Linked DNA regions of Homo sapiens: region 1 is linked to region 2. The links are chromatin loops, found by intact Hi-C in ENCODE. Cell type or tissue: heart right ventricle. All regions are shown on one strand. Region 1 overlaps LARGE1 (LARGE xylosyl- and glucuronyltransferase 1). Region 2 overlaps LARGE1 (LARGE xylosyl- and glucuronyltransferase 1).

Region 1 (5,000 bases), 56 kb after region 2:
AGTGATGCTTTTTAAAGTTTTTTCTCTAAACAGGAAAAATTAATATTTACGTTTTAGGCTTGTTGCAAGAGTGTGGAGTATCTCTGGCATGATTTAAACACTCAGTAAATAATTGTTTCCCTCCTTGCATGTTTGTTCAGTGTTCATTGAGTTGTTCTAATGTGACGTTTGTTCTTATGTGGAGATTTTCCTATAAGGTATTTAAGGCTGAAGTTGGGAGCATCGTAGAATGCAAGAGTTTGGGAAAAACTGGAGATACCAGTCAAGATGGAGAAAAGGATGGAGTTCAAGGGTACCTGGGCTTCCTGTCTTCACTGTGAAGATGGATTTCACCATGAGATCTTTACTAGGCAGAAAAGATGGAACATCCTGCAGTAGTGTTTTGTCATCGAGCCCACAGCCGAGGCCGAACAGAAGCTGTATGTTGTTCCTCAATGGTTGTGTCCAAATGGGAATGAGTAAGACTTCAACATTTCTGAAGATGGATGGTCACCATTCTCAATTCTGTTTTATGTATCTGGTGGGCCGTTGAGCAGAAGAGATCCCAGATGTCAGACACATCTGTCCTCCACCAAGATGTGTGTGTGGGACATTGCTGGAACTATGTTTTGTTTCTGGTCTTGTGGCATTTGACTATCGGAGATGAACAAAAGAGCATACAATCCTGATTTATTTCCACAAGCTTCTCAGGACTAGGGCTTGACAGTCTTGCCTGGGGAAGCTTGTTGATTCTTAGAGTGGCACTAATTTTTTTTTTTTTTTTTCTTGAGACGGAGTTTTGCTCTTGTTGCCCAGGCTGGAGTGATGGCACGATCTTGTATCTTTACTAGAGACGGGATTTTGCCATGTTGGCCAGGCTAGTCTCGAGCTCCTGACCTCAGATGATCCACCTGCCTTGACCTCCCAAAGGAGTTGGGATTACAGGGGTGAGCCACTGCGCCCGGCCTAGAGTGGCACTTCTTAATGCAGTAGATGTACTTCATACCACCATTTAAACCAATACTAAGAGAATAGTCTGTATTCATATGCCAATTTGGTACCACCTAATAGGAGAAAACCAGAAAGCAAACAGTGCTAGTTGCATTAATTATCTCTGTTTTATTTGTCTTTTAATATCTTTGTCTCCTTGAGGAGGCTATGGACTTCTTGAAGGACAGACAGTTTTCATCTCTGTGCTTCATTGTCTAGCACAGGGCCTGGCGTGTTGTCAGGGCATAGTACCTGTGTGTTGAATGAGCAAATAAACTGTGAAGAAACTTCTTGATCTTTGTTGGCCTGGACAGCTGTTGAGGCTTGACTGTGCTTATGGAATGAAATATCCACACAAAGGGAAACTTGGTAATAGCCCAGAACCCCAAGGGGATCATTGCAGAGGGACTGATAGATGGACAGGATGGCCTGGTGAGGCCTGCGCCATCTGTGCCTTCAACCCGGCGGATCAAAGATGAATGTGTGATTGAGTGAGGCCTCACTGATGACAATGCACCCTGGCTGGAAAATGCACAGCAGGAGGCTCTGGTTTGAATCTCAGTTTTCCTAGGAGACCTGAATGAAGAGAAAAGGCACCGCAGTATGCAAAGAGAGAGTCATCACTTGTGCATGTGTCTGGGGGAAGTAACGAATAGAAGACATTACATGTCAAAAAGAGCCTCGTCCAAAATGAAGCCAAGTGACTGTCACAAGTTCTGGGCAGGTGAGATGCTGTGTCAGAACCGTGAGAAGGCAGGGGAGGCCAGGCACAATTCCCAATATGTTTTAGAGCATACCTGGAGCTTAGCATAGCCCTAACTTCATGGTCCAGCCCTTTGGGGCATGTGCTCCTGGAACCTTAGCTATTAAGTGCCCTTGAGTGGGAAAATAAATGAGTTTTTAATGTCTGTGTGTACATGTTGTTAATCGTTTTCTGCATTTGCCACCTGGGTTGAACCTGTCAAATTAGTTTCCAGTAGTCCCTTTTAATGCATTGTTATATACCCAAGGTGGAAATCTCAGTCATCCTTAGAGACTTTCTGTAGCCAATTTCCCCTTTCCTTGTTCCTCTCTTACTTAGGTCATGCAATTGAGCGCTAAGCCCGGGTCAGCCCATTTCCTGTGTTCTGGTCTTTTTCTTTCCATTTGTCACAGTTCTGGGCTGGGCTCCCATTATCCCTGGCCTGAAGTATTTCACTAGCTGATGCTCCGGCCTCCTCCTTCCTGTGTCTCCTAATCCATCATTCTTATACTGCCAGAATGACTTTTCTAAGGCTCAGAGCAGCTCATGACATTCCCTGCTAGAGCCTCTTTGATTACTTCTTCTTGCCTCTAGAAAAAGTTTGAACAATTTACCGTGACGTAATAAAGCTGTTCCCAGTTGGGCTCTGGCCTTCTTTCCTGGTCTTGGGCCCCACCTCTATATACCAAATCATGATTTTACCACTTCCTAAATACAGCATGCTCTTCCACGTTGCGAATATTTGGGAAATCTTTTTTTCCTTGGAAAGCTGTTAACTTTTTCTCCCTGTCAGACTCCTAGTAATCCTTCAAGACTCAGGTTTTGTTGGTTGAACTGAAGCTCATGCAAATGATCACTTAAGAGGTGCTGAGATTGGCATACTTCTCCAGAGTGCCTGGCTTTAGTGTAGTGGAAATTCTCTTCAGCCACGAGCGTCCCACAAGGGAGCCTAGTTTGTTCATGTCTTTACTTGCTCTGCTAAATTATGTTTTATTAATGTGTGTGCTTGTACTGTTGCTCAGGCTACTGTGCTAATGACTGATAATTGCCTTAATGAGCTATTTGTAAGAAATACAGTAATACCAGTAGGGATGAAACCAGACCCCACCACAGCTGGTGGTCTAATAGCCTTTTGACTGACTTTATGGAGGAGCAGACTGCAGGGTTATTGCAGTTAACATAAGCAAGAGCTCAGAATCACCCACTTTTCCCTGAACACCCAATTTACCCATCTTCCACTCACGCATTAATCATGTTTATATGAGTCGGGGGCAGGTTAGGTTATGCTGCAGTAACAAATCTCGCATAGAACAAAAAAATCACTTTGGGAAGCCGAGGCGGGTAGATCACAAGGTCAGGAGATCGAGATCATCCTGGCCAACATGGTGAAACCCCGTCTGTACTAAAAATACAAAAATTAGCTAGGCACGGTGGCGCACACCTGTAGTCCCAGCTACTTGGGAGACTGAGGCAGGGAAATTGCTTGAACCCGGGAGGCGGAAGTTGCAGTGATCCAAGATCGCACCATTGCAGTCCAGCCTGGGCAACAGAGCAAGACTCCATCTCAAAAAAAAAAAAAAGAAATTCATCCCTCACCCTGTACTACAAGTCCATCACAGGCTACTCATGGCACTGCTGCATGCTGTCTTCACTCTGGGATCCTGATAGTGAGGCAGTCTCTATCAGTACTCTTGCTAGTCCTTAAGATAGAGAGAAAAGGGCGCATAATGGTTCTTAAAGCTTGCAGTGAGTTGCATGCATTCGTATTTCATTGGCCAGAGTAGGTCCCATGGCTGTTCTGGGGCAGAGAAGTTCTACCTTGATGTGCTCAGAGCTGAAGAGCTGATATTTGTGAACAATATGAGAACCACCACACCATGGTAGAATCTTGGATTCATGTGCCTTATGTAATTTGCTTCTGGGGAGTCAAGAGGGAGATTTTGTTGCCTTCAGCGGAGGTCCAGAGAGTACTGTGGGACCAAGAGTATCGGGCTATGGCTTTGGGTTCAGCCAGTCCTTGGTTCAGATCCTGACCAGCACTTGCTAGCTATATGATCTTGGTCAGTGTAAACTCTCTCAACCAATTTCTTTACCTGCAAACGTGAAAACAGCAATACCTATTTTATAGGATTGTTACATATTCCATGAGATAATGGGTTGAAAAGTTTTATAATTTTGTCATAATAAATGTTAGTTCTCTTCCCATCCCCCATGCTGTGTCTTGTTCAGAGTGAGAGATCTGGTGTCTGTTGCATGCAGACTACTGTAGTTTTTTTTCTGTGCTCTCCTGGGTGGTAGCAACACCCGCCTATAACTACAAGTGCTTGAAATGTGGCTAGTACCACTGAGGAACTGAACTGCAAATTGTAAAATCTTTATTACATCTAAAAAGTGAAGCAGTGTAAAGTTTTTTTGTTTTTTTTTTTAACACAAGCTTCTGGTTTTGGAGGTACTATTTCACTTCAGTCATTGAAAATTTAGCACCCCAATTGAGATGTACTTAAGTGTAAAATATGCATCTGATCTTGAATATTTAGTATGGAAAACTATAAAATATCTCATTGGTTATTTTTATATTGATGATATGTTGAAATAATATTTTCATACATTGGAGGAAATAAGGTATATTATTTAAATTAGTTTCACCTGTTAGCTCTTTTTAAAATGTGGCTGCTAGAAAATGAAAAACTATACATGTGGCTAACTAGCATTATATAATATTTCCATTGGAAAGTGCTGGTTTAGACATGCAGAATGTGAGGCCCACACCTCTCTGGAAATTCAGACTATTCATCCATCTGTCCTTGCATCTAATAATACATATTTATTGACAACTTCCTATGTGCTATGCACAGGTGTTGTGCTAAGCTTTTGGGAACCAGTGCTGGTCAAAACAGGCATATTCTCTGAGCTCACTGCTTATTGAGGGCATGGAACATATAGTTGTGTATGTTCATAAGTATAAATGGTAGCTCCATCTAGAAAAGTGCAGGAGGCTAGGGAAATACATCACACAGGACCTGATTTTTTTTTTTTTGAGATGGAGTCTCACTCTGTCACCAGGCTGGTGTGCAGTGGCGCAATCTCGGCTCACCGCAGCCTCTGCCTCCTGGGTTCAAGCAGTTCTCTTGCCTGAGCCTCCTGAGTAGCTGGGATTACAGGCACCCACTACCACGCCCAGCTAATTTTTGTACTTTTAGTAGAGATGGGGTTTCTCCATGTTGGCCAGGCTGGTCTTGAACTCCTGACCTCGGGTGATCCGCCCACCTTGGCCTCCCAAAGTGCTGGG
Region 2 (5,000 bases):
ACTTGTTTCCAAATAAGGTCACATTCTGAGTGGGGTTAGGACTTCAACACATCTTTCTGGGGGATACACAATTCAACTCATAACTAGGGTGAAATGCGAGACTCCACATGAAGTATTGAACCCAGAACCTCTAACAAAACAGTGCCTTCAACATCAGCGGTTTCTGTTTTTACTTCCCCATACTCCTGATGACGGCCCTTTGTGGGGTGGCTTTGGGCAGTTCTCTGAACATCTTTGAATTTCTATTTCCCATCTTTTCACCGTGATGTGGCACGTCTTCCAGCAACACTGAATTATGTAGTTTTCCTGGTCTGCATTGCCTCATCTCTGAAATGGGGAGAAAGGAGAACCACCTCCCAGAAGGGACCCCCTTCCCAGGATGACATGAGGGTACACACCTATGTGCTGGTGGTCTGGACATGCGAGTGCTTCCCACGGTTGCTACCCCTCCTTTTGTGCCTGGTGTTTTCTCGTCAGTGAGGACAAATGGCTTTTGTAGTACCCCTGCAAACCACTGCACAGACCCGAGGAGGCTCCTCTTTTCCTTCCCATGGAGGTGGGAAGCCAGAGGCGCATCCAGATGTGAGGAGGCTTCGATTTTTCAGACCCCTGGGTTGCTTTGCAGTCAGAATGGAGAATACTTTTTTTTTCCCTACTTGGGAGGGAGCTGAACACATTTGCTACAGAGAAGTCTAGATATCTATGGAAACAGTCCTAATTTTAGCCTTGCCACACTTAATGCCAACTCTGAGAGTGTTGTTTTGGGTCAGGGCCTGGGGAGTAGGGAAGGTGAGTAGGCCTGCAGGGGTCAGATCAAGCAGGGAGTAGCCAACCGACAGACAAGAGGAGGATGCAGTAGAAATCTTAAGTGGATCCAAAGGAGCTGGCTCCAAGGGTAAGAGAGGGCCAGAATGATGAGCATTGATCAGAAAGTTGGATTTCAAATGAAAGGGTCTCCCTTCAGAAAGTTGGATTTCAAATGAAAGGGTCTCCCTTCTTTCCCCCTTTTGCTCTCCCTGTCTACATTCTGCTCATTTTTGGAGCCTCGTTCATGGCCCTTCTTTCCACAACCCCACGTTTGGAATCAGCCAGTCCTGCCCTGAGTGCCTGGCATCTTAGAATTCTGTTGAAGTACTAGTGGCTGCCCATTTAGTTTTGCCGTGAATCCGTGTACCTTGCAACCCCCTTTCCATTTAGTTTTGAGCCCCTCAAGGTCAGCCATGGTCATTGTCAAGTCTGTGTGCTGTGCCTGCCATGGGGTAGACATACAGTAAATGCATGATGAGTTGGGATTTGACATGATAGGTGATTTCTGGTTGACCAGACCAGGGCGTGGGCAATCACTAGAAAGGGGCATCAAATGAAGGAGTTTTTAATAAGAGGCACAGAAATGTTTTTGATGGGAGGAATCTGCCTGGTTAGGGGAGTGGAAATTGCCTGTAATACAATTAAGGACATGTTAGGGAGGGCCATGGGCAAGAGGAGGTCATGGTGTGGCAGATGCTGGCTGGGATGGTGAGGGAAGTGAGGGACAGTAATGGTTTTAGGCCACGTGGGGAGCATCACCTAACCTCATTTCAGCCCTGTCCTCCCCACCAGGTGAACTCCTAGCAGGAATCCTTGTAGATCAGATACAGGAAGACCCTTAGACATCATCTCGTCTCGAAGTGTGGTATTCAAGACAGGCATTTTTACACTAAAACTTGGCTCTTAATTTTAGTACATGTATAAAAGCCACATAGAACTAGCATTCCAAACCTGGCGTTTCTCAGGTGTTTCTGCTTCCGACGAGGCCGGCTGTGGTAGTTGCCTCTCAGTCCCATGGATTACAGGGTGCTGTTCCCACACACCCATGCACATGTGAGACCTGTAATGAGCACAGGGCCTGTTGTCACCATTTGGAACGAAGTCTTATGCAGATGGACGAGGTTGCTGGTATGAATTCTTGCACTGAATTTTCATATGCTTTGTATTCTTTTCAGCAGGATGAAATGTACCGTGGTTGTGGGAAAATGGAGCGGGTAGTGTGCTGCAAGAGATTACAGGGTAGGCTGCTTGGATCCGGTTTGGCCCTCTCCTCTTGAATGAGGAGGGAATTGGGCAAGCCGCAGGTAGACCAGGTGGCCCCGATAGATAGTGACCGAACTGGTACTTGAGCTGCATCTCCTCTTCTTGTCTAGCCATCTTGGTGTTCTAGGTAGGACATGAGCTAGGTCCTACCAAAGACTTGGGCACTTTATTTAAGTTCTCTCATGTAATCCTACTAACAACGTTGTGAAGCATGCACTATTTTTACTTACTAAACAAAAAAGGAGCGATCGGGACTAGAGGACTTGAAATAACTTTCTGAGGCCCAGCCTGCTGGTGCGAAGTAGATCCAGTGATTCAACGTGGCTCCATCCCATGACATTTAGCTGTCAGGGAGCTGCAAACCTATGAAACAGAGCTTTCAGATTTTGGAAATAGAAACGCAGGCAGCATAGTGCCACTTGCTGCCTCCTGGGAAAGCCCCTTGTCGTGAATAATAGAACCAGCGCTAGAAGGCACGTTGCTCAGGCCGGCAGGTGAGTCCGAGGGCTGGGGAGGGGTTTTCTGGGCAGTGGGACACCTCCCTCTTAGGGGGTTTCATTTGTCCAGGGCCAGTGAAAGGCTGTTTGGTCCCTCTGCTGAGTGAACAGTCCCAGCCCACAGGATGAGTCAGAGCAGAGTCCAGAACAGAAGGCAGAGGGCATGTGTGCAAAGGCCATGTTTATCCCAGGCATTTGGATCTTAAGATTCCTGTTCATGATGATTAAGGTTTTATACATAACACTGTTTACAGACTGCTTTATGATCATTTATGAGTGTCACCTGGCAACAGCTGAGTTAGCCACATCCATCCACCGTGGGGTAATTAACTCTGGGCCCACCCAGAGCCCAGTTCATTGCTTGTGCATTATTGAGCCTCCTCCCCACACCCTCATTCATTCATCTATCCATCCATCCATTCATTCATTAGAGCCCTTTTTGTCAGATGCCACCTTTGTGGGTAGCTTTGTGGTTGGCATTTCTTTTTCATTGCTGAGAATACGTAATATGCTGGACATGTTGGTGTTCCTGTTAGCGTAAGCAATAATCAACCCCTTTAGTGAGACTGTAAGCTCCATGAGGGCAAGGCCTTTGTTCATTTCTATGTCTCTGGTGCCTAGAAGAATGCCTACCCATAGTAGGTGCTCTGTGAACATTTATTGAAAAAAAAAGTGAATGGACTGAGTGTCTGCTATGTTTGGGCCTGTGGGAGGTGCTTTCTATAAAAGTCTTTCTAATCCTCGCAGCAATCCACCGTGCACCATAAGGGTGTCTGTCGTCCATTCTAGGGCTCCATCTGGTGTGTGTTTACCATTATCATAAGCATTATTGTGAGTGCTTCCAGAGCAGATAATCCTTATTATGACTGAATAATGTAGCTACATTATCCCCATTTTACAAATGAGGAAATGAGGCACAGAGAGGTGAAGTAACTCACCCAAGGTCACACAGACCCTCAAGCTTCAAGCTACTCCTTCACCTTCATATCAGCACTGTCTTACAGAACCTTCTGCAGGATGGAACTGCTCTCCATCTGCACCATCCGATGTTGTCACCGCTAGACATGGGTAGTTACTGAGTACTTGAAAGGTAGCTAGTGCAACTGAGGAACTGAATTTTTAATTTTGTTTAATTTTAATTAAATTTAAATAGCCACATGTGGGTTGTGACTCCCATACTGGGCAAAACAGCCCCCTATATGCTGTCTCTAAAGAACAACAGGCTGGGTACAGTGGCTCATACCTATAATCCCAGTGCTTTAGGAGGCTGAGGCAGATTGCTTTATGATCATTTATGAGTGTCATCTGGCAGCAGCTGAGTTGGCCACATCCATCCACCATGGGGTAGTTAACTCTGGGCCTACCCAGAGCTGAGGCCGGAGGCTGAGGCAGGAGGATTGCTTGAGCCCAGGAGTTGGAGACCAGCCTGGGCAACATGGTGAAACCCTATCTCTACTAAAATTACAAAAATTAGCTGGGCATGGTGGTGTGCATCTGTAGTCCCAGCTACTTGGGAGGCTGAGATGGGAGGATTGCTTGAGCCTGGGAGGCAGAGGTTGCAGTGAACTCAGATCATGCCACTGGACTCCAGCCTGGATGACAGAGCGAGACCCTGTCAAAAAAAAAAAAAAAAAAAAAAAAAAAAAAAAAAAAGAATAACAGCTAACATTGAATGCTTACTATATACTGAGTATTTTTTAAATGTTTTACATTTAAAATCCTGACAACCACAAATGAATTAACAAGAGTCAGAAGTTAAATACCTCCTTTACTCTCAAGATTTTATGGCAAGATACTAGTGTAGCTGGATTCTCCCCAAGGATGCATTCTGCCTGGCCCAGAGTTTTCAACTATCACCCTATTTTTATCCTTATTTTCCCTGCGTACAGCAAGGGATATCACCATGGAAAGGATCTCATTGTTCATAATATTTGTCAGCCCCAAACACAATGCTACCTGCCACCCTCCTTGGTAAAGGGGTCAACCTATATGCAGGCTTGCGAACTCACTGTTCCCACCAAATGACTCATTTAGGTTGAAAACATTTATTTGCACAAAGTGGAGTTGTGTCAGTGTCACTTTGAAAAGAAAAAGACGCCAATATTCCCTACCAGGATGTTCTGTCATGAAAACAAACAGATGAAACAAAATCTACTTCGAGGTCAGAGTGAGAAGAAGAGAAGGTCCGGCTGAAATTATCTGCAGTCTTGCTGGAGGGAACAAATGGTTGCAGCTCATGGGTATAGTGGCATTTTACGGCTCCCAGCTGTGCCTTCCCTTCTTGAAGATGGGTGAAGGGGAGTAGGTTCTGGGCTAGACTTGGGGCTATGGAGCAAAAGCAGAGGGAGCTTGTCCTGCACAGACGTGGAAGCAGAGGTCACTGAATTCTGTTCCACAGTAGAAGTCAGCAGTACTTTATGATAACAGTGCATC

What was found. Hi-C counts contacts between places; a loop is a spot of excess contacts. Peaks named below come from ENCODE experiments on the same cell type or tissue, not always from the same donor. Only the 100,000 strongest peaks of a DNase experiment are listed, where the experiment ranks them.
Region 1: a loop joins it to region 2, with 2.0 times the contacts of the local background. A loop is called at or near these places in 7 of 110 quality-filtered maps.

The regions. Positions count from the first base shown.
Region 1 is chr22:33,809,019-33,814,018 of GRCh38, reverse strand. The region is part of intron 1 of LARGE1 (LARGE xylosyl- and glucuronyltransferase 1); the gene reads left to right. Among named protein-coding and RNA genes, the nearest start is that of LARGE-AS1, 87 kb to the right of the region's middle. In heart right ventricle, no CTCF peak of the experiment used is centred here; a DNase peak (open chromatin) is centred at 2,118; H3K27ac peaks cover 1,913 bases.
Region 2 is chr22:33,865,053-33,870,052 of GRCh38, reverse strand. All of the region lies in intron 1 of LARGE1 (LARGE xylosyl- and glucuronyltransferase 1), which reads left to right. Among named protein-coding and RNA genes, the nearest start is that of LARGE1, 53 kb to the left of the region's middle. RefSeq lists enhancers at 6-506, 507-1,007, 2,097-2,596. In heart right ventricle, a CTCF peak has its summit at 2,733; no DNase peak of the experiment used is centred here; H3K27ac peaks cover 5,000 bases.